Regions from separate parts of the Mus musculus genome. Here all the other regions are linked to region 1. Evidence: chromatin loops called from intact Hi-C (ENCODE). Cell type or tissue: left cerebral cortex. All regions are shown on one strand.

Region 1 (8,000 bases):
ATTGCCTACACAATGAAAAGGAGGAGTCAGACCCAGGTCTGTCAATGCCAAAGCCTGAGTTATAGCCATTAAGCTTGGCTAATGGGTTCCTCTGATACTACTCTTTTTACTAGAACACGGAAAATGAATAATCTCTGATTAGTGGGCTGTGTTTTTAACTAAGTGAAGGAAATAACCATATACTTTTACATATAACCAAAAAGGTTTTCTCTCCTCCACTCACTCAGCAAAACTGTGGTCCCCTTAATATATTTGCACAAATGCATAGTCTATTTCTCTGCAAATAGACATTTATGTCAAGCATACATAAGGTTTAAAAGTATCAGTTCTCCATAGTATGCTCTATACCGTTTTTGGTGTTTTTGTTTTGTTTTGTTAATATTTGAAGCAGTGTAAGTGCTTGTCATCAAACCACAGGCAGAATGTTCCTTTGGATGCAAGCGACATGCATTTAGAAATATTTTAAAAGTCTAATTTGGAGCCTATTTTCACATGCAGGAGACAGGATAAAAGAGATCAAAGCTGAGTTTTTGAAAGAACTCTTGGTCTTAGGAGATGTCACAGTCAAGTAATGTGCCTTCCCTATGAACGTGAGGAGCTGAACTCATTCCCCCAGCACTCACTCATATAACCTGCTCATATAACCCCAGGCATAGACAAGCCCAGCCAGCCCAGCTGGGTAGATGACCTCCAGCGGAGTAAGCGAACGTGTCTCAAAAATCAAGGTAGAGATTGATTGAAGAAGACTCTCAACACTGACCTCTGGCTTCAGAGGAATACCCACATGCCTACACATGTGCACACATCCACAGAAACACAAACATATATTCACCACACACTCACATACAAAAGTAAAATAAAATAACCCCTAAGTATCCCAGCCATTGGAGGAACAAAACAGCCTAGTGTGTTTTCAAATAAAGTAAATCACTGATAAGCAAGCACTGCCAGAGGCAATCTGACCATACACCCTCTACCTATGCCTCTGGGTGGTGCCTCCTTGCCATCAAGGTAGGATTATCCAAACATCCCTAATAAAAGCTAAAGCTGACTGATAAGGGCCCTCAATGAATTCACCAGCAAAGCTAACAGGCTCATGGCCCTCAGGAGACTCCTATACTAAATGAAGCAGGGACGGACACCTACTGACATAGCAATTGGAGACTTAGAAAATGACAGCTGAGTCTTGGGACACCTCCCTCTGGCTTCAAGCAGCCAAACCACAGAATGAGCACAGTTCTGAGAAAGGCTCAGGTAGGTTCCAACAGTCTGGAGCTCTTGGGAGCAGTAATGAGTGTTTATACCTTTGGGCAGGTAGGAGGTAGCTGGGAGGATCAACAACTAGCAGGTCAGAAACTATGTACATAAAGGCTTTCTCCTCCCTGCCAATCAAATAGAAAAGGGATGAGAGAAATACCGAAATACTGATCCATTTTTAATTTTTTTAAAATAACTTAATAGATAAAATATATCTCCTCTCAAGCTTATGTCCTGAGCCATTGACAGGCAGGGTTGCCTTAGGAATCTCAGGCCAGAACAGAGATTTACAAAAATGAAAAGGGATTTAAGACGTGGTAAGACAGCAACAGGTTTGAACCCATTATTAGAATAAGGAACAGGAAGGAAAGAGAACTTTGGGTAGCTACTGACAACGGTATTGTTTTTACATTGGCAAATTCATTGCGTGGGTGGCTTTTTTAAAAACAGATGACCAAAAAAGGTAAACACCCCTACATCCCCCATCTCATCCCATCCCAATCAGCAGAGGCTGTGACCTCAAAATCACTGGCTGATGAAAGGGTAAGAGAAAGTAAAGGAGCGCACAGGAACAATGGAATTAATCAAGGCCCCCAGGCCAGGAATCCAGCCTTAGGTACCATCACCCCAATTGTGCTGGACACGGGTCGGCAGCACGGCCCCATTTTCTGCTTTTCACCCAGGTGTAGTGGCGAAGAGCCAGATGTTTGGCATCCCCAAGCAAAAACATCCAGGAGAGCAAACTGTTTACATTTCATCAGGGTTTTCCCTTAAGATAGAGCACCCCTGCTGATGTGCATCTTAATGGAAATTAGAAACTGTATTCACACCCCCCCCCCCGTGGAGCCTCTAGATTAGAATAACGACACTTCAGAACTCTGTTGGGTGAGCGCTGCTCCCATCCCAGAGTCACCTCCAGGAGATCAAAATCCGCACCCAGCTTCCTTGCTGAGAGCTTTGTACCAAGAAAGTCACCCCTAACTTTTAGTAGAAACTAATTCAGCAGTCATTCAGTGAGTGGTTCTTTTCCCCAGCTGTTCAGTAAACTAGACTCTTCCCTAACTGGCTTACAGATGAATGGTAAAGATATGAATGGTAAATATTTCTGTTTATCTAGAGAGGCTGGGGGCTGGAAGTGGGGGCGGGAAGAGTTCAGGGGCTCCAACACCCCCTCAAGGGATGCATGTTAAAAGTGAGGCCCAAGACCCCCAGAGACTTTAATCAACTTTCCCCCTCTAACTTCCAAAGAATGAATTGGTTGTCTCCACAGGCGCAGCGGGCTCTTCCCTCTCATTGTGTGCAGGCTCAGACCCAGCGAGGATCCAAGCTTCCCGCAGGGAACTAAGACGCTCCGGCTGCCGGTGGAGGCTTTCTCTAACTGTAGCGATTGTCTCTGGAGATGACCAAAATCAAGTATGCATTAGATGACCTCTATTTCTTCCACCTCGACACACACACACACACACACACACACACACACACACACACTTGCACACGTGCACCCCGGAGTCCAGAGTATTTTGGAGCAGCAGGCCGCCTCTAACTGCACAAAGTGGCAGCGGAAGAGCAAAGGTTTTGGTCTGCAGGATGACCCTCTAGAGGGCAGGAGGCTCCGAACACCAAACAGAGAAGACGCAAGGACAAGGGAGTCCTGGGAGTACAGGGCTTTTGTTTGTATGGGTTCGCGGACCGCCTGGGCTCTGTCGGAGGCGCCACTGAAAATACAAACTCTTTCTGGGATAGAGAAGTAGATAAACTGGACCCCAGTTGGGGTGCGGTAGGAATCCAGAAAGAGATAGGCAAAGGATCAGCATCTCCCCCAACATACATACACACACACACACATACACACACACCACCTCCAAAGTTCTTCTACACTTCCTGTCAGCACTGACAACCACAGCTGGATGCCTACGACCAGTCCTCCAGAGCCCAGCCCGCAGCCGAGCTTCAGAGAGAGTCCTGGATGGCCTCCCTCGGGCGGCCCGTGCAGGCGGCGGTCGAATGACCAGCTCCGGGACCGGCGAGGCGCTCACCGGGCACTCAGCTCTGGGGGGGGGCGGACGGTGGAACCCGGGCGCGGGCGCTGCTTACCTTGGGCATCAGCCCCGCGTGCGGCCAGCAGCAGCGCGGCCAGCAGCGCCAGCGGTGGCGGGCGCGTCCCGCGGCGGCGCGGCCGGTGCATTCCTCCTCTCGTGGCGGTGCTGGCGGCTCCCTGGCGGCGCGCAGAACATCCACGGGTTCGCCCAGGGCTCCGGGTCACTTCGTCCTGCCGCAGGCACTCGCAGGACACCGGGGGGCCTTTGCAAAACTCTTTGTCCCTCTGACCTGCTCCCTCGTCTCCGCTCTGCCGCCCTGGACCTGGGAGCGCGGCTCCTCCCGGTCGGTACTCCGCAGCAGCCCTGACTCAGCCGGCTGTTCAGTCCTAGGCTCTCTGTGTCGCTCTTGCGAACCGTGTGTCTCCGGCTCCGACTGCAGAAGAGCGTGCCCAGTGCCTGGAGCTGCGGTCTCGGGGCTCACTAAGCCGAGGCTCCTCCAGCTCTCCACGATCTCTCTTCTCGCCCAACTTGTCACTTTCCACCAACTCCACAACCCAGCGCCCCAGCCCGGACCAATGGCAGAGGCGGGCCCAGGCCGGGGTCCCAGCGCCCTCTACTGCTACCTCCTGGACTCGCACCTTCCAAGGCATCTCGGAAAGCAGCTACCACACCTCCTGTTAACCCATCATCCCCCCTCCGCCCCCTCCCCCTCCCCCCCAACCCCACTCCCCACCCCCCACTCGCTGGGGACCAGCCATTGATGTTGATGGGACCTTTGAGACATTTTGACGGAGAAGGACTTTAGGGAGATGGGCTTCCAGTGTAAAGTGTGACTGGATAAGTTAGGAAGCCCAGATTTTAACTGTCTTTCTCTGCCACTGCCTTGGGTGAGGGAACATGTACAGATATTACACCGTGCCCCATTTAATTTCTTCTTTCCCAAAAGTTGCTTAAGGGGGAGCCCAAATACAAGTGACTCATGTGTCTTCTTGTTTTTAATCCTAGGACCACTACATCTACACCAAGCTCATCTGATCTGCTTCTTTTAGGACATTAAGAGAAGATTCATCTTCGTTCTTTATTGTCACTGTCCCCCCGGCCTCCTGAAAGTTGTTTCTCTGCCTTCTGAACATGAACAGAGTAATATTTCAGTTTGTCTTTTTAATATTTTTTATATCACATAAGTGTTCTGTTTCTTTACATACGGTGTATTTCTCTTGCTCTTGCTCAGCTAAGCAAGTCTATTACCTCCTATTTACATTACTTACAGTGTTTTTATTTTTTTCTCCTGGTTTGCCGTTTATTGGTTTTGTAATTCATAAATGCTCTTGGGAGTTCAGTACCAAGAACACCCTGGATCATATAAAGTGAGCACCCACTGTATGCCAGACTGACTTGGATTCCAAGGATGCAAGAGTAGCTAAGGACCCCTGTCAATATTGTTCCCCAGAACACAAAGATACTCAGAATCTGTCCATGGTCACCTGGCTTCCTACTAAGTACCTTCTGCTTGCCTGCTGCATTATAGACAGTGAGACATATTGCAGTTTTAAAAGTTGGTGTGCAGAGACAGGAGTCTAGCACAGCTATCCTCTGAGAGGCTCCACCCAGCAGCTGACTCAGACAGATACAGACACCCACAGCTAAACAGCAGATGGAGCTTGGGAGAATCTTATAGAATAGGAGAAAGGATTGCCACCCCTGAGGGGATAGGAACTCCACAAGTAGACCAACAGAGTCAGCTAACCTGGACCCCTGGGGCTCTCAAGAGACTGAACCACCAACCACAGAATATACACAGGCTGGACCTAGGCCTCCCCACACATATGTAACAGTTGTGCAGCTTGCTCTTCATGTGGGTCCTGAACAACTGGAGTTTGAGGTATCCCAAAAGCTGTTGCCTGTGCCTGGATATGTTCTAGCTAGGCTACCTTGTCTGGCTTCAGTGAGAGAGGATGCACTTAGCCTCAAAGGCACTTGATGTGCCAGGGTAGGGGTTACCCAAGAGGCCCTCACCAGCTCAGAGAAGGGAAGGGGTTGGGGAGGGATGATGGGAGGGTGTGACCAGGAAGGGGGCAGTGAGTGAGATGTAAAGTAAATAAGTATTATTATTATTAATGATAATAATTTTTTTAAAATATTGTTTTGCAGAAAGAAAATGAATGACTTGTCCACACTCCCTATGAACCATGGACAATACCCAGACCTGTTCCCATGAGGAGGCTGAAAGACCTTAACTGAAGCCCCGCATGTTATAGGGTCTCTGTAAATGAGTTTAGATGGGATCTCTCTCACCGCTGCCTCTTGGACTCAGCGTTAGGATTTTATAATGAGCTGTCACTTTGCTGGGGATAAAAACTCTGTTTTGACTGTCTCTGTTGCCTGGGTTCCTCAAACAACAACCAGAAGAACTTGATCCGTGAACAAGAGTTAGACCACAATCTGAAGAATTTTTTTTTATCTGATTAGTTCCTTGTCTTCTTTGTCCCACGTGCTTCTGATGCTCCACAGAGAGCAGGCTGGGAGAGCAGAAACATGAGCAATAGGCAATGTGCATCCCAGCAGTCACAGACTCTAAACTTCCAGCCTGGGGCCCGCAGGTAGGTGAACAACCAGCCCCTGTGGGAGAAATAATCACCTATTCTTTGCTAAGACTGGAGAGCAAGAGCCAGCCCCAGCTGCCTTAATGGTTTTCCCTCTTTCTGTGAGTCTGACCTCAGGTCAGGGAATGATCGACAGAAGGCCTTCGGGACAACCAGTTCATCCCCACAAATTGGTGTCTTCCAAGTCTCAGTGCTTGTGACCCACTCAGTCCTGTCTCCGTTATTTCCAGTCACTTGCCTGGGGAACTTACGGCAGAAGGTCCTCTTGCTGGGAAAGTGTCTTTCATGGTTGGCTTCGGTATGCTGGGGCCCAGAAATCAAAGGAAACTCAATTATCATGCACAGCACAGGTGGCTCTCCCTCCATGATAGTGTCAAAAGCTGTCAGGCAGGAAGCCTTCCTGTCCTCACAGCCTGCCTCTGACCTCCCAACCCCCAGCGGACCAGGTATCTTAGGTAACAGACAGCTGCCACTACTGAGTCTACAGAACTTAATGGCACTTTTATCAGTACTTAAACCTTCCAGGGACTTAATCACAGAATCATAGACATGGGGAATGTGAGAGTAGCAAAAGACTGTGGAGATGGGCTGGTGCACCCTCCTGGACAGTTTTACATAAAAGAGCTGTGGCATTCAGGGAGATAAACCCTCCCCACCCAGAGTCACAAAGCTGCCCAAAACCAAGTCTGGAGCCCAGACAAACCAGCCCAAGGTTGGGCTTAAGCCCACACCAGTCTCTCTCTCTCTCTCTCTCTCTCTCTCTCTCTCTCTCTCTCTCTCTCTCTCTCCTCTAATCACTCCTGCCTTGTGTCTTGTGGTAGGTTAGGAGAAAGACTTCAAGCAATTGAAATGTCTCTCTTGCAGGCTTCCCCCGACCAAGTCCTTGTCTTTGCCAGGATGGTATTGACACAAACAGATCAGAGAACACAGTGGTCTGCGAATTGTATCTTGGATATTCTGAGCTTCTGGGCTAATATCCACTTATCAGTGAGTGCATACCATGTGTGTTCTTCTGTGACTAGGTTAACTCACTCAGGATATTTCCTAGTCCCATCCACTTGCCTAAGAATTTCATGAATTCATTGTTTTTAATAGCTGAGTAGTCCTCCATTATATAAATGTACCACATTTTCTGTATCCATTCCTCTGTTGAGGGACATCTGGGTTCTTTCCAGCTTCTGGCTATTATAAATAAAGCTGCTATGAACATAGTGGAGCATGTGTCCTTATTACATGTTGGAGCATCTTCTAGGTATATGCTCAGGAGTGGTATAGCTGAGTCCTCAGGTAGTACTATGTCCACTTTTCTGAAGAACCGCCAGACTGATTTCCAGAGTGGTTGTACAGGCTTGCAATCCCACCAGCAATGGAGGAGTGTTCCTCTTTCTCCACATCCTCTCCAGCATCTGCTGTCACCTGAGTTTTTGATCTTAGCCATTCTGACTGGTGTGAGGAGGAATCTCAGGGTTGTTTTGATTTGCATTTCCCTGATGATTAAGGATGATGAACATTTCTTTAGGTGCTTCTCAGCCATTCGGTATTCCTCAGGTGAGAATTCTTTGTTTAGCTCTTTATCCTATTTTTAGTAGGGTTATTTGTTTCTCTGGAGTCTAACTTCTGGAGTTCTTTGTATATATAGGATATTAGCCCTCTATCTGATGTAGGATTGGTAAAGATCTTTTCCAAAATTGTTGGTTTTGTCCAATTAACAATGCCCTTTGCTTTACAGAAGCTCTACAATTTTATGAGGTCCCATTTGTCAATGCTTGACCTTAGAGCATAAGCCATTGATGTTCTGTTCAGAAAATTTCCCCCTGTGCCCATGTGCTCAAGGCTCTTCCCCACTTTCTTTTCTATTAGTTTCAGTGTATCTGGTTTTATGAGCTCAAGAAGGAGGAAGACCAAAGTGTGGATACTCTGGTCCCTCTTAGAAGGGGAAACAAAATACCTGTGGAAGGAGATACAAAGTGTGGAGCAGAGACTGAAGGAAAGACCATCCAGAGACTGCCCCACCTAGGGATCCATCCCACATATAATCACCAAACCCAGACACTGTTGTGGATGCCAACAAGTGCTTGCTGAAAGGAGCCTGATATAGCTG
Region 2 (8,000 bases), 120 kb before region 1:
CAGTTGCCCAGGGTTTTTTGAGCCCCGTGATCTCACACAGCCTGTGACATGATGAGATATGACAGGTCTTGGCTAAGGAAGCCTTACGCACAGCAGAGGAAGTTGGCAATCACTTTCATTATTGTTGTTATTAGTTTGAGTAGTTCTTTTCCTCTGCAGGCCACTGCTAATTTCTAAAGCCAGATGGTCATCATAGTCTGTGGGACTTCATGGGAGCAAATATAAATAGTGTGGCTTGAAGAACAGAACTGAAGTCCATCTGGTCCGTTTGGAGGTGATGGACCTATGCTAAGTATCCAACTTCCTCTCATCTGAAATGCAGGCAACAAAACCACAGACTCAGGGCTGTGAGGATTGCACAGATCCTCACAGAAAGTATGAGGGCTTCACATACTTTCAAGCACATGGAAACCACTCAACAAAAGCCCCTCTTTACCACTCCCACCAATACTAAGAACGAGAGCAAACTTGCTGTCTCCTGCTGCAGGTCTTCTCTGTTCCTAGGGGAAGCGAGCTGTAGAGTTCTTTATGAAAGTCAACACATTTAAAACCAAAGACTTCTGAAACAATTCTTTCACTTGCAAAGAGATGTGTGTAACCAAGAAACTCTTGGCTTCATCCTAAACTGGAATCTGGTCCTGGAATAACCTGTACACAATGAGCTGTTGGTGTCACAGACCTATAAGAGTTTAGCAAGCACAATTTGGGAGCTATGCCATTGAAAGGGATCCCCCCCCTTTCAAAAAGAAACTGATGCAAGTGAGCATCCCCAAGCTATAGGTGCCCCATTTCTTCCTAAGAGTGTTATAAAGATTATATAAAATATATTGCAGGAAGTAATAAATATTACCCCCCTCTCTAATTTCCCTTTTCAACAGACTCCTATAATAACAGCAATAGTTATTGTTATCGTTACTTAAGTGCTGCTGTTCAAATCCAGAGCCTCTCAAATGCTCTACCACTGAGCCTCAACCCCAGCTTGATCTCCCCTCAGTCTTAGTAGGTTCAGCACAAAGAGGGAAAAGACACGATAGCTTTCTAGCTATCAAACAGGGTCTAGGGAAATTTGGAGCTGAGCTGGCTTGTTCTAGAAAGATCTGCAGCTTAGCTTCCCTAGAAAGTCTTCACAATTCATGAATATAGAATAGTCTATGATCACACAACCTGCGACCCCTTGGACAAACATACAGTAGTAACTCACAAGGCTTCATCCCCCTCCCCTAGCAGCTTCCTTTGTAGCTTTTCTGTTTCCCCCAGAAGCCTTTGCGTGTCCCTCTCATCTGCCACCACTGGGATAGATAGAGTTCTCCCACTCTGGAGCAGACAGAACACAAGCTACCAGTTTTGTTTTGCTAGTGGGGAAACCCAGACACAGACTGCCTATGGCTTTCATAACGCACAGTCTCCAAATGCGCCCTGGCCTCTGGTCTACCACTTGTCTCTGCTATACCGCATAAATCACATTCTAAAGGAGACAGCTGGCACTGCTCCTTGAAGGAATGCTGGGAGTGCCACTGGGCTTCGATGAACCAGTCACTGGGTACGTAAGGTGGTGAGGGTGACTGTGAGGACCCTGCTAAGCTGAGGCCTGCTGCCTTTGTGGTGTGCAAGCTACCATCTCTTCTTGCAATTGTCCTTGGGTTGCCTTTGTCATTCATTGGTTCCCTTACACCTTGACACTCCAAGGGCTCACATGAGAATACAGCATCACCACCCCCAGAGAACATGTTAGAAATGCAGACTCTCGAGCTCTACCATAGCACAGCCAACCCAGATAAGGCATCACTGCATGATTCTCAGGAGAGCCTCTTGTGCATCCAAATTGAATATAGTACTGCTCTCATGAACACAAGGTGTGTTGAGTAGTCAATTCAGAATGTGAGATGCTGATAAAATATCCATACTGGCTGCTTGGTTATGATTACTGAATTGCTTCAGTCTTTGATTGTCTACTCAGGAATTCTGCCAGGACTGAGTCCTGGTGCCTGGCATACAGTAGTCTTCAATAAATATTTATAGGAGGAACTGAAGATAAATTATCTAATAAATTGGTACGTTCATAAAGTCTCCCCTTGTTCCTACTGTTTCTTTCCTCTGGAGAGTTAGCTGAATTTATACATGGAAAAAAATAGAGAATAGTGCCAGACAGATACCAAGCGCCGGGCCTGTACTAAGTGCCCTATTAACAGGGTGTGGAGGAGCTGAATTCATGCTGGTGCACTTTGACTTTAAGAGGTCATACATAGCCTGGGCCACCTTGGAACTCCGTGAGAAGGTCGGCTAGTTGAAGGGAAGGAAGAAGACTACACTCCGAAGCATATACTAACGCATAGAGAAATTATTCCAGAGGATTCCAGGGAAATGATTAAGTGTCCAGGAGAGGTGGGTTGACAGGTCACTGGCTGTGGTATGTAAACTATGTTTGGCATAGTAGCAAGAAGCAAAGTACTTCCTCCTATCTGTGTCTGCCTCTTGTCTTACTTTTGATATGATGATAAGGGAGACAGGCTAATGAATCATGGTGGTGGACAAGGGCCTGACAGACAAGCTTGATCAGTCCACAAAGACAGACACTTTAGGTTCAAAGAGAGCCTTAGATCTTAATGAGCTTCTCTTGCTAACCACCTCTCCTTGCCTTTGCCTTGCTCGTTCCCATCAAAGCCAGCTTCCTCCTTGACTTCACCCTGACAAGCAGGAAGCTTTCCATTGCTCTGTCATAGGATGCAGGTTCCCTCCCCACTGCCAATGCTGCAACCCCAGGTGTGCTGGGGGTCTCTACCTCCCGCCAATACTCCCCTTATTTGGCAGCTAGATGTTATTTTGATATTTAATTTTTGTCTATTTAATTTTGCAAATATACTAAAAACTTCCATCAGGTCAGGGTCTATCTATATCATGTATTTCTTTGAGATTGCCCATTAATGCCTAAACATATGTAGCATGTGCTGATAGCATGTACAAATAGAGGAAAGAAAGCTAAGAGGTGACAGACAGTTTCCCCGTGGCATTTAATAAAGTAGCAGAGCCTCTCTAACAACCTCCGCATGCAGTGTCTTAAGCTTCGTTTGCCTCTGCTAAACTTAGATTTAGCAGTTGTTCTAGAAGATTGAGCCATCTCATTTTCTCTACATTCTTAGGGCTCACCAGATCACAAAGGAAGCATTCTCTGGGGCAAGTTTTAAGTTATTGTATCATTTCTGTATCACAAATACTTAGTGACTACTCAATAATTGCCAAGGACTATGTTAAATGTTTAGCCACATTAATCATTATGACAGCATGACGGTGCTGGCACATAAGATCTCCTCCTGTATCAAGAAACAGACTCAGTACTGGTCACTCAAGGTCACAGAGTCAGGAAGCATGTGAGCACTTACCTGTGATCCTCCTGTCACCAGGCATCTTCATCTTTGGGGAACTACTGGAAAGATTCTCTAATAGATCGGTTATCTAACGCAATCAAATCTACTCAGTGAATATTGTACATAGGAAAATTCTACCTTTAGGGTAATCCAGCACTGGCTATAAAACATACTCTCTAGGCTGGCTTTTGGCATAAATGTCAAGGACAAAATAATTTTTTTCTCTGATTAAAAGAAAACGTTCTCAGTGGCAGCTATTAAATTCTGCAACTAAAGAAAGAGGGCATTCATCCACACCGGCTCTCTTTGCTCCTTATTCACAATGCTAAGCTCCTATTAGTTGTAAAAAAACAAAAAAGCATTTTTCAACATGTAAATATAATACAGTCCTGCCCAAAACAATGTTAATTTTTTTAAAAATTATGTATTTTCTTAATACATGAAGAAAACCAGCTCTACACTTTGACCCCAGGCACTGAACCATCATTTCAAAAATGTTTCAAAGCATTCTTGTCCCATTATTTACTCTCTAGATATTCCTGTTTTTTGTAAGAAGTGTCAGTTTGAAAATAAGAAAAGAAATCCAGATATGCATTAACAATAATTAATATTGACCTTTCAAGACTAAACGGTTGCATCTCCTTATCAGACTTCGCCTTTTCCCAATGAACAGTCAGACAATTTTTGGATCTTTATCCTTAGGCCTGCACGGCCCTGTCCTCAGATCCTGGGAAGCAGGTGAGGTCCCAGGACACTCTCTGAGCCCTGGCTGCCTGTGAAACCATTTCACACACTCAGCCTCATGCCTCACGACTTGTGTGGGCAGCATTTGGCCGTCTCTCTATTTACACAAACTCCCTAACGGTCTGGCACCACTGACGTCTCAGAGGGAGGCACAGTACATAGAGTGTTTCACAAGAAAATCTTTAAACAAAAGGAATTAAAGAAAATCCCTGTTTAATAGTGAGTTTTTAACCAAGCTCCTAAATTCTCGAGAGCAGTGAAATATTAACTTTCCCCAAGTGGGAACACAGAGCTCGCCTTGTTTCTCTTCATACTCTTGGGTCACAAACCCTCCGGAGAGGAGCGTGCTCCTTCTTAAGAACCTACTGAGATTCCTCATCAGTAGTGGTTGGGAAAGCACAGGATTTGGGCTCACACAGATCTGCGTTCAAATCCTGTTTTCCACCCTCCTCGTGTCTCAAGGAGTTAGTGTATAAATCAGGGATGAAAGTGGTAATGACCTCACTGCTCCTGGATTCTGCAGCAAAAGGTGTCCGCTCAGAGCAAGCACGCAGTGTGGGGTGGCTGAAATACAATCAGCCTGCTGTCATCTGGACCTTTGAAGGGACCTTTCTTCAGCAGAGAGCAGGAAACAGTGACAAAGGTCAGGAACCAGCCCTACTCTGTGCCTCTGGCTCTGGTTTAGTGCCCCCTTGTGGCTACCCTTCCTAGCCCTCCTTCCTTGCCTTTGTGGTAAACCAAGCAGTACCTAAGTCATTCAGGGTCATTCCATCAGAAGGTGCTGTGGGGGATCTGCATTACAGAGTCACTGTTTTGTGCTGTCTGCTAAAGGCTGAATTAGTGTGATCAACTTGACTGATCACACCCTCTTCCACAGCACTGTGGGTCCCAAGTGACTTCTCCTTACTGCCTCGGCATGAAGCAAGGAAAAACACACCCTCCGTCAGTACCCTGTTACAAGCCCAAGAGGGTTCTAGAGAATCCCAGGGCAACCATTTTTCTTGCCCATGTCCCAGAGCCATGGTGGCATTCCACACAAGAGGCCTGCTTTGACCAGGAGCAGGTAGCAACTCTAACAGCCTGCCACATTCCCCACTTCCAGCCACAGCCATTTCCTGTGGCCAGCACGCTCCCCGCATGGTCTAGAAATCCTTTGCCACATGGTTCCATTTGCCTGTACGTTCAACCTTGATTTTGTGGCATGTACTCGTTTTGGCTATGTAAGATGTTGACTCACTAAGGTGACACGATGTCATTTCTGCATCAGTTTCCATGAAATAACATATCATATAATCATGTTGGGGGGGGGGAGGTCTCACTACAAAAAGTTAAATTTTTTGATTCTTTTTTTATTAGATATTTTCTTTATTTACATTTCAGATGCTATCCCGAAAGTTCCCTATACCTTCCCCCCACCCCCCGCTGCTCCCCTACCCACCCACTCCCACTTCTTGGCCCTGGCATTCCCTTGTACTGGGGCATATAAAGTTTGCAAGACCAAGGGGCCTCTTTTCTCAATGATGGCCGACTAGGCCATCTTCTGTTATATATGCAGCTAGAGACACAAGTTAATTTTTAAAAAAATGATTGGAAGTTAAATACAATTGGTGGATATTCAATCATGTGTCTAATACAATTAAATGAGAAGCCATTTTATTTTAATAGAATGAATAAAAACTTAAAAGTATACACTAAAAAATCAAAAATAGAGTTTGTTCAATTGTAGAATTATAACTGTAGAATTTTTTCCCCATCTCATTTGCTTAGGTGTTTTAACTAAGATATGTTCTTCAGTTTTTCACTCAGCAAACACTTGTACCTTCTAAGTATCAGGCTTGTGGCAATACCAACATCACTACAAAGCCAACTTAGCCTGAATGACCCCCACAATATAACAATGGTACTCAACCTGTGGGGTCATGACCCTTTGACAAAACTCTGTCTCCATAAGTATGTAAGTATTTACATCATGATCATAACAGTAGCAAAATTACAGTTATGAAGTAGCAATGAAAGCAATTTTATGGTTGGGGGTCACCATAACATGGGGAACTGTATTAAATAGACACAGAATTAGGAAGGTTCAGAGCCACTGAACTGGTAGAGTTCACAGAGATCAATCAAATAAGTATACAAATTCATCCTTATAATCAGGGACAAAAGCCACAAAGGGAGGACATGGGGTACCAAGAGCAGTGTAAGAGAGGGTCAGTATCTCTGACTGGTGGGCTAGATTCAGAGAAAGCACCCTAAAGAAATAACATAGGGCACCAACTATGGACAGAACTGAGGCTGAAGGGAACTGAGGAGGAGGAGGCTCTGCAGGCAGGGGACCAGTACAGGCTCGCTCGGTTGGGGGCTGCCAGTGCAATGACCACCCAGGGATGAGCATCTGATAGATGGATGGGCATAAGGCAAAAAGCAGTGGGGACTTCTGTAAGAGAAGTAAGGGTTTCTGCCTCTGTTTATAACACAGTGGTAAGCGTAGAAGCAGGGGGTGACATGATCAGGGTTGGCCACAAGGGTGACTGTCTGCTGGGCAATGTCAAGGGATCCAAGCAACCAACCAACCAACCAACCAACCAACCAACAAACAAACAAACAAAAAGGATGTAACACCAGGCAGTGGTGGCTCATGCCTTTAATCCTAGCACTTGGGAGGCAGAGGCAGGTGAATTTCTGAGTTTGAGGCCAGCCTGGTCTACAGAGTGAGTTCCAGGACAGTCAGGGCTATATATACAGAGAAACCCTGTCTGGGGGGGGGGGGGGGAAGGGGGGAGATCCAGACTGAGACTCGGTGGATGTAGCAATGCTGGCTGGGGTAAGACCTTGGAGCCAGTCAGGGCTCTCTCCCTTCTCTAGTTTCTGCTGAGAACAAAGTGAACAGCAGTGCCTGGGCACAGAAAGACAAATTCCACTGGCACAATGTTCAAAATGCTATTTTATCTCAAAACCTGGAACCAGTGCTTTGGAGAACAAACGGCAGGTGTATTTACATTAAACATGAAACCCCTTCCGTCCTGTGTTTGTGAAGCACACAGTCTTTTCTTCCCAGCTTCACTGGGGGTTGCCATCTACTATCTCCAATTACCACGCTGCAGTACTCCCCCCCCCCCGCCCCGTCCCGACAAATCTCCTCCTCTCCTCCCTTACTCCTTTCAACCCTTTTTGCAATTATATGCCAGTTGCTTCTGCACCCACAGAAGTATCGGGGCCCCCACAAAGCTCTTCTTCTCCCCTTCCCACCACAATGGTGTCCAGATCACAGGGATCAGGTTGAAGTTATTGTTCCTCCTGAAAGAAGGTTTCTGAGAGCCTCTCACGTGAACATCTCAGCACATCAGGGCAAGGAAAATGGGGGTGGGGGAGCTTCTTCTAGTGGTGGAGGTTAGGAATAGACTGGGGATAAAAACAACCCCACCATTCTAGGATGTTCCCCCAGAGAACGAGTGTGCAGAACAGAATCAGATTCCTAGAAGAACACATGTCTCATAGAGAGGGATCCCATACTGTTTCTTACCAAACAATGCCATTAAGGCATAATCCTTCCCTGGGTATGACTGACTCACTCACTAGCACATTACAGGGTGCTTAGTATCTTCAGTTCTACTAAGTAACAAGTGCCAGGAGGAAACACTCCTCACACACCACACCCTCTGCTATCCACTTCACCCTGCACACCAACTAGCAGCGTTTGTCCCGCTTCTGCCTCAGACTGGAAGCTGTGCAGGAATGACTGTACCAGTACTCAGAAATGTGGTGTCAGAATCAAAACGGGATTTAAAGTCTGACTTTGCCACTTGTTAGTTTAATGAAGATGTGGGCATACCACTCAGCCCTCAGACACTCTATGTCCTCATCTTTTTAAAAGAAGATGTTCACATGGGGACTAAA
Region 3 (8,000 bases), 310 kb before region 1:
CTAAAAAACATAAAAGAAGTCCAGAGTGCTAGTAAGAAACAGAAGGGGATTTGTCCTTCCTAGCAACAGTTTGGGTGTGGGGAGGGGCGGGGTGGGGCAGGCTAAGCACCTGGAAGGTCTTTCTCCAGGCAGATTAGTGCAGGGGTGGGGGTGGGGGGCTGGGGGGGGGGAAGGGAGGGGATCTGTATGCTGGGCTTGGACTCAGGGCCTGCCTTGTACTTATATTCCTGGGAGGATTTAAAGCTTATGCTTCAGGAATAAAATGACTTTCTGCAGTGTTTCTAACTGGGGAATACAAGAAGAAATGGGATTGGGGAGGCAGCTGGGGCACAGGAGGGATTTTTCATGGGTCAGAAGTTAGTGGTTCAAGGAGGATTCAAGGCAAACTTTTTCTTCTATTCCAACTGGGGGTGTCTAGAGATAACTTATGGGAAGTCTACTAGGGGCAGCCTGTGTTTCAAGTGGGAATTGGGTTGTTTGTGCTGATGACGTGGGCCACCCATGAGAAAGCAGGCTCTCTTACATGGTCCTTCAGCTGGCCACAGGGTAAGATAGAAATGTTATACACTAACTCCACAAGTGGCATTAACTACCAAAGAGAATTAATTCTAGATGAACGGCAAACAGGCAGAGGGACAACCTGCTGTCTGGAGCGGGGACAGGACAGAGACAGGGACACACCTTCATGTGTATTTACCAAGTATGGTCTAGCCCACACAACATGAAACATGTGCACACCTGATATGAGCACACCTGATACCTTCCCAGGGCTATACAGCTTCATTCCTTTCTATAACACTCCTGTTATCTTCAAAGTGAACTCCACATCCATCAGACAGTCCCTCCCACCACCACAGCCTCAGAACCTCAAATATACTTCATGTCTCAATGAATCTGTCCATTCTGGACACTTCATAGAACTGGGATCATGCAGTGGTTTCTTGTGTTAGCGTTATATTTCCAAGTTTCACCCAGTTGTGGCATATGTCTGCTTTTCATTCCTTTCATTGATGATATTTCAATACGTGGACATACCATCATTTGTTTTATTAAAAACAAACAAATAAACAAACCCAACCAAGCCACTTATTTTGGGACAAGGTCTCTACTATCCCAGGCTGGTCCTGAACTCACAAACTCACAATGTAGGGAAGGATGGCTTTGAACTGATAATCCTCATGGCCCCATCTTGAGTGCTGGGATTACAGATATACATCACTCAGTTTATGTGATTCTGGGAATGAACCCAGGGCTCTGTGCATGCCCTCCAAACATTCTACCAACTGAGATACATACACCCCCAGCCCCTTTTGTGGATAGTTCTACCACAAACATTCTTAAAACCAATTTATTTTTATTTTTATGTATTTGTGTGCTTTGCCTGTATGTATATGTGTGCATTGCATTCATGCTGGTGCCTATGCATCCAGAAGAGGGCATTGGATCCCCCAACTGGACTTAAAGACAGTTGTGAGCTGCCAGGTGGGTGCTGGGAACTGAACCTGGGTCTTCTGGAAGAACAGTAAGTGCTGTTAACTGCTGATAATCTCGCCAGCCGGCATTGTGATTATTTTTATCTGAATTTCCATTTGAAGACCTGTTTCTAATTCTTTTAGTTATAGGTTCAGGAGTGGAATTGCTGGGACATTTAGTAATTCTGTGTTTAAGTTATTAAAAAAAAATCCTGTATTTTTTTTTTTTTAATTCTCTTTCCATGAAGTTTCGTTGAGGCAATTCTATCTAATCTACCGCAGAATGCTCAGGCACGGTATACGGCTCACTAGAAGGTCAGTGGTCAGTGGGTGCTGTCGTTGTCCCAGTATGAACAGTTACTGTGTGTCAGGGCCAGGTTTCACCACTTACTTTTATTTATAGGATCCGCCATGGGAATGCCAATCCGTATGCAGTTTGCAGCTTCCGGGCTCTCTGGCTGGGGGAGATCCTCACAGTTTGGTAACTTCAGCCTCATCAAAATCATGGGATTTGATCTGGCAAAAATGTACTCTGTCTGACACAGGACATTCTCCAGCACTTCACATTCATCACGACACAAGTCACGGGGCTTTGGGACAGATGAGGTTTCGTCACAGTACGGGAAGGCGTAGTGGCACAAGGAAGGGATGGCGAACTGAGAGCACTTATCAGATAAATGGCTGGAGGTGCCAATCATGGTGAAGGCAGCTGAAAAACAAACAGAGCTATTAACTCCCAGGGGCCAGGGTTTATCTCTGCCGTGATCCAGTCAACAGATACCAGGGAGAAATACACTGCAGGGAATCTGCTGGGCTGAAGCCCACAAGGCCAAGGGAAGGAGATTCATTTCAGATGTCTAAGCATCTCACTTTCACGGGCTTGAAAAAATCATTTTGACTACAAAGTTAGAAAAACAGGATTGAATTACATATGTACCATTTCCTAATAAAAAGAATTAATTGGGTTAAAGTACAATATATTTTTCTTTGTTTTTTTCTCTCTACAGAGAGAGTGTTTCACCCTGTACTTTTTTCTTTTTCTTTTTTTTTTAATTAATTTTCTGAGGCTCTAAGACATCTGACAGCCCAAGGTCAGAGCTTGTTTCAGGCAGGGTTGAGCGGAACATAGCACTGCGTTGCCTGATGGCAAGAGTTGTTGGGTGGCTTTGTATCATTTGCTTCGTTTCATCGTGCCTTGAATACTGTCTATTCCATCTTTGGAAAATGACGCGATACACCAGAAGACCACAGTTCAGTTGTCCCAGTGTGCATCTCCATATCTTGGGGTCTGTTAGCCTAACCTCACACTGCACAGGGCATTGTCCCAGTATGTGTTGTGGGATCTCAGGGTCTGTTAGCCAAATCTTACACTGCAGGGCATCTATCCCAGAAGTGCACCAGCCCTGTAGGCCCCCCAAGAGGCTGGTTACATTGTTTCACAAACTGAGTTCCTTGGGACCATTAATCCCACAGTTTATCAAGGGCTTCTGAGAAGGGCCACAGAGGCTAACAAGTCTGGGAAACGTTGGGTCAAAAAGAATGAAATGAGTTTTCCAAAAACAAAATGGAACTATAATACTTTCCAGCAAGCTGATACCCATGGAACATGTGCAAGAGAGGGCTATTATACATTGTTTACCAAATATTTATATCAGAATGCCATTTATTTAATGTGTATCCTTATTTTAAAGTGTGTCCAAACGCTCTTATACTGGGTAGAAACCCTGGGCTCAGTGGCCCCTCTCTGTCCAGCCTGTGTCTACTCTTGTTTTCAACCTCCACCCCCGCAGCCCCCCACCCCTGAGGGCTTCAGCAAAAGCCACTCCACTTCCTGTCCATGTTTTGGTTCAACAGTTCCCCTCAGCTGCTTCTCAGTTCTGTCAAGTTGCTCAGAGAACAGAGTTTCTGGCCCTTTCTCTCTCCCATATTTCTGTCCTGGATTGGTCCATATGTCTCCTAAAATCTTCAAGTCAAAGTGGTGCATGATGGCCTGCCCCTCCCCCCAGTCTTGTTAGGAAGTGTTTCACTTTGGGGCTCATGGAGAACAGCAAGTCTCTTGATGTTGTCTCTGTAACAACAGCTCTGGGATCAATGTTCTAGTCCTTGTTTGTTCTAGTCTACACCATGCTGCCTCCAAACGCAAGCTCTGTGAGGGTAGAGACACACCTGGCTCCTTCACGCCCTCATAGTCCCGAGTGTCCAGTCTGGTCCCAGGGTACCGAAAGCACTCAGGAATATTTATTGAGTGTTTGCACGAATGTGAGACTTCTCGAAGCTTCCTTTTCCTCCAAGGCTAACCTCTAATAAATTATTTTAATGTAAATTCCAGAGCACAGAGATCACATCTTATGCCTCTTTATGGTCCCACTCCCAACCCTAAGCTTAGCCTAATTCTCTGTCAGGAAAGAAGCCCAGAAAAACTCCTGGCAAGAAAAAAAAATAGTTAAGGAAGGCTAAGTATCACTTCTTTGATGTTACCTACCTGTGATCTGATTTTCTATTTCCCCCTGCATATGCAAAGACTCCATATACACAGTGCGGTTGCCAATAAATCGTGCACATGCAATGCCTCGGTACGGCTGACAGAATCCATCTTCTTCATACTCATCTCTAAAAACAAAGCACAATGATTCTTAGAACAGAACTACCCTCACACACTACTCACTCTGGCTTTGCAATGCTCTAAATGGTCACAAGGGGGCGCAGTTGGGCACCATATAATGAAGACTACATTTACAGACTTTTTTTTTTTTTTTTTATAAATTCAGTTTTCAAACATCCCTTAAAACATCTGTTGGTCACGTTGGTCAAGTTTCCTACACCCCCAGAAAATCATCCTGAAGCGCAAAAATCATCCTTAAATATGGGAAAGAACTTTTATTTTTGCAGCTGGTGGTGTGCTGGAAGATGATGTAGCCCTGTGAGGGAAGAGGAAGCAAGCTGGAAATCTGGGCACATGCGCTACAGTTTTGTTTTGTTTTGTTTTTCTAAGTGCAGATTATTTCTGCTCCATTTGCTACAAAGGCGTGCGCACATTAGCCACAAGATCCACACCAACTGACATGTCAATTAGGAGATCCACAGGGTAGGAAGCTAGTATGGCTAGGAGGGAGGATGGGAGGGTTTCCTGGCTCCTCACTGGGTACAACTTGTCCTGTCTATCTTCAAGAAGCCAGAGCAAGCCACAGACCAAAAGACTGGAGACCAGCCACTCCAAAGAACTCCGAAGCAAGCATCAACAGACACTTTACCTCTCTCTGACCGTTAAAACTTTAAAAAAAAAAAAGGCCATAAGATTTTTGCTACTTTTAAATTAAAATAATAAGTGAACAAGGGAAGTGATTTTATCTTGAAGACAGGGGACGCCAGGCAATGACAAGAAAGCTGTAGTGCCACAAGTCATAGGACAGGAGACCAGGATCCAAGACGGACATCCCACTCCTCAATGGGGATGCACAAGACACAGGGCAGAGCCAGAGGGTAGAACAACAGATGTAGGCTCCCCTGAAGACTGCCTGCTACATCTGTGAGTTCACCTTTACCCCAGTTCTTCCCCTCTGGCTGATGTCAACACCCGTCTCCACGTATCACCCATTTGCCTTTCTTGACTTCTAAGTTAGAAGACAGGGTACCAAAATATTCTTCTTGTGCTCTCTAGGCAGGCTGGCCAAGACCTGTGCATCATGGTCCTTTGCCTTTAAAACAGGCTATAACTGGCCTCTTTGCCCTATAGGTATAAGCTATATGACCCCATCAAATAATATAAAAGCTTATTATTTGTTTGTGTGTTAATTTAGCAGTGCTGGAGATGGAACTAGGGCCTCATACAAGCCAAATGAGTACTTGCCACTGAGCTATGACCCCAGACACATTGATTTTGTTTATGACTGGTCTTTATATGTTGTCCAACCTCACTTTGAAGGTGTACTAGTTCTACCACAGTCTCTCAAGTGGCTGGGAGCTACCATGACTGGCTGCTAGAGAAGTCCCTTGAGACTGCAGAGATAGCACATAGCTGTCACTAATGTATTTATGGCAAACTTAGAGGACACTCATTCAAAAGGAAGACATTTGCTAAGTGCTTAATTTTTCTTTTCTGTTTGTTTCTCTTTCCTTCCTTCTCTCTCTTCCTTCCTTCCTTCCTTCCTTCCTTCCTTCCTTCCTTCCTTCCTTCCTTCCTTCCTTCCTTCCTTCCTTCCTTCCTTTCCTTCTCTCTCTCTTCCTTCCTTTTTTTCCTTCACTCTCTCTTTCTTCCTTCTTTCTTCCTCCCCCCCCCCCCCACTCTCTCTCTTTCACTATGGCCATGAGCAGAGCTATGTAGCTAGGTTTTGCTACCTACAGGTTTCCTATTCCTATGAGACTAGCAGGCTGAGGGTAGCCGCCAAAGGAGTGAAAAGCCATGAGACAGGATTCTCATTTTCTGCAGCTTCCTACACCAAGTCCCTAGACTTGAAGATGAAGATGAACTGAACGTCTTAGGTTCATCCTGAAATAGTTTGTAGAGCAAAGCCTTGGAAACTTCAAACCCATAACAAAGGAGCGTACCGTTTGCCTGACAGGAAGACCTGTGACTCCAGAGCTGCCCAGCCCCTCACGCACCCTACGTGTTTACTGTCAGAAATCCTACAGTAATGATGGAAGCCCTTTTTTGGCTTAAATCTTACCTGGGTTGTAAAATTAACCCAACTTTTATTGGGTAACGAATACCATAAACCTATAGGGAAAAGAAGGCTCTGGATGACCTCAAGTTGCTTTCTGGAAACCGAAGTAGAGACCAGGGTCTGCCCTGACGCACACTGTCCCTGCTACCCCAGGCCTTGCTCTCCTGTTCCCCCACATTAGTGGAGCCAGGATGTTTAAAGCATCTTTGTGAGAAAAGTTTTCCCTCCCTATGTTAAACTCTTAAGGTTTTCATTTATATCTCTTGGGAGGACAAAATCTTGGAACTACCCCCAGATATAAATCTCTAACCCACTGGGAGTTCCTATAGTTTATGAGTGAGGCTTAAGCTAAACTTCTTACCACTTTTCAAGTTCAAGACTCCTAAAAGTACTAAATATTTCTTCTTTTTCAAACTAAAGTGAGATTCAACTGGTTGGCTGCCCATTTCCAATCACCTGTTCACAGTTGCAGGTGTACTGGATTTTATTTTTATTATTATGCCCAGAACTTCTGCAATTTTGACCACTCTCTCTGGGACAGAGATTTCTTAACGAAAGAAAAAACAAAAACAAAACAAAACAAAAAAACCCCAAACCCAAAACAAGCAAGTGAGTATGCATTGCATCTGAGCAACTTTCAGCCTTGGCTGTATGTTAGGCTTTCTGCAGAAACACTTGAGATGGCTCAACTGCTAAAGCTGCTACCTACAGGCTGGACCATCTGAGCTCTGTCAACCCTTGGAAACTCCCTGTCTCCACCATGTAAGTAGAAGAAGAAAGCTGATATCACAATGTTGTCCTCTAACAACAGAAATGTGGTAGCATGCCTACCCAAGTACACCACACATATAACAACAACAACAACAACAGCAGCAGTTCTTCCAGAGGAGCCTGGTTCAGTTCCCAGCACCCTCATGGCAGCTCACAACTGTTTGTAACTCCTGGTTCTGACACTCTCACACAGGCATATGTACAGGCAAAACATCAAAGCACATAAAATAAAATAAGTTAAAAAGGTGAGAGAGAAAGAACAGTTCAACGCTTCCTAGTCCTTAGGCCCCACCTCCTGTCTATGGGGTCAAACTGTCAGGCTGAGCCTCTAGAATCTACTTTGCTCCAAGCAATGCCGCCCAGCTCCTCCCCTCTTTTATGGAGGGATAGTTCCAGCTCCGAGAAGTTAAGTGATTCCCTGGGATATGCAAAGGCAGTAGGTGATAGCCAGGGTTGAACTGCACTTATGAGCTCAGGCCACTTTACTGTATTGTCAGGTCTGTAACAGTTCTGTGCCTCGGGACTGCTGAGGACTAAATCTATTCACAAGACGTTATAGCAAGTTTTTATTCTGTCTGAGGCACTGCAGATTTCATATGCTTATAAAATACATGTCAAGCCATTTAATAGACAAGAGGATTATGAAGCACGTAGAGGTGTGACTGCTCCCATTTTGGAAATATAGGAGAACATGATGAGGAACAGCGATGTGTAGCTAGTTCTGCCTTCCCTTTACGGTGTGAGTAGCAGCCATGGGGCTGGCTGGTCTCCTACCAATCAAGACCCAGCCACCCTTTCCTTTGCCTTTAGCAGTGGGCGATCTACTAGCATGTACTTCTCCTGATCATGTCTCTTGCTCTCTACCTAAAAACAGGATGCACCAAGGTAGCACAGTCAGGGTGCTGTTGTGGAGTCATGCCACTATCTATCAGGAAGCAACAGGCATTGGGAAAGGGCACCAGGAACCCACTGTTGCCACCTGGATGCTGACTGCATGCTGAGTGATGGTTTCCCTGTGTCTCTCCAACGTCCTTCAGACCAGATGCTGGTTCCTCAACTTTGACCACCAGCGCAGTTCCTATGTGGGGTCCAGCAG

Evidence for each region. A loop is a pair of places that touch in the nucleus more often than their neighbours do. Peaks named below come from ENCODE experiments on the same cell type or tissue, not always from the same donor. Only the 100,000 strongest peaks of a DNase experiment are listed, where the experiment ranks them.
Region 2: it touches region 1 in a loop (2.0-fold over the local background); 9 of 42 quality-filtered maps call a loop at or near these places.
Region 3: it touches region 1 in a loop (8-fold over the local background); 19 of 42 quality-filtered maps call a loop at or near these places.

Annotation. Positions count from the first base shown.
Region 1 is chr4:100,091,661-100,099,660 of GRCm38, reverse strand. It overlaps Ror1 (receptor tyrosine kinase-like orphan receptor 1), which reads right to left and starts at 3,870. Exons shown (of 9, transcript NM_013845.5): 1 at 3,352-3,870. The coding sequence starts at 3,442. Gm35701 (a long non-coding RNA gene) reads left to right here and starts at 4,018. Exons shown (of 3, transcript XR_376465.2): 1 at 4,018-4,183; 2 at 4,302-4,436; 3 at 5,448-6,904. In left cerebral cortex, a CTCF peak has its summit at 3,895 (motif pointing left); DNase peaks (open chromatin) are centred at 3,210, 3,889, 4,177, 4,906 and 1 more place; H3K4me3 peaks cover 1,125 bases.
Region 2 is chr4:100,211,278-100,219,277 of GRCm38, reverse strand. All of the region lies in intron 1 of Ror1 (receptor tyrosine kinase-like orphan receptor 1), which reads right to left. Among named protein-coding and RNA genes, the nearest start is that of Gm12701, 96 kb to the right of the region's middle. In left cerebral cortex, a CTCF peak has its summit at 4,805 (motif pointing left); DNase peaks (open chromatin) are centred at 4,176 and 4,797.
Region 3 is chr4:100,403,895-100,411,894 of GRCm38, reverse strand. Ror1 (receptor tyrosine kinase-like orphan receptor 1) reads right to left here. Exons shown (of 9, transcript NM_013845.5): 5 at 3,955-4,082; 6 at 1,864-2,181. Among named protein-coding and RNA genes, the nearest start is that of Gm35760, 14 kb to the right of the region's middle. In left cerebral cortex, a CTCF peak has its summit at 4,158 (motif pointing right); DNase peaks (open chromatin) are centred at 4,167 and 4,459.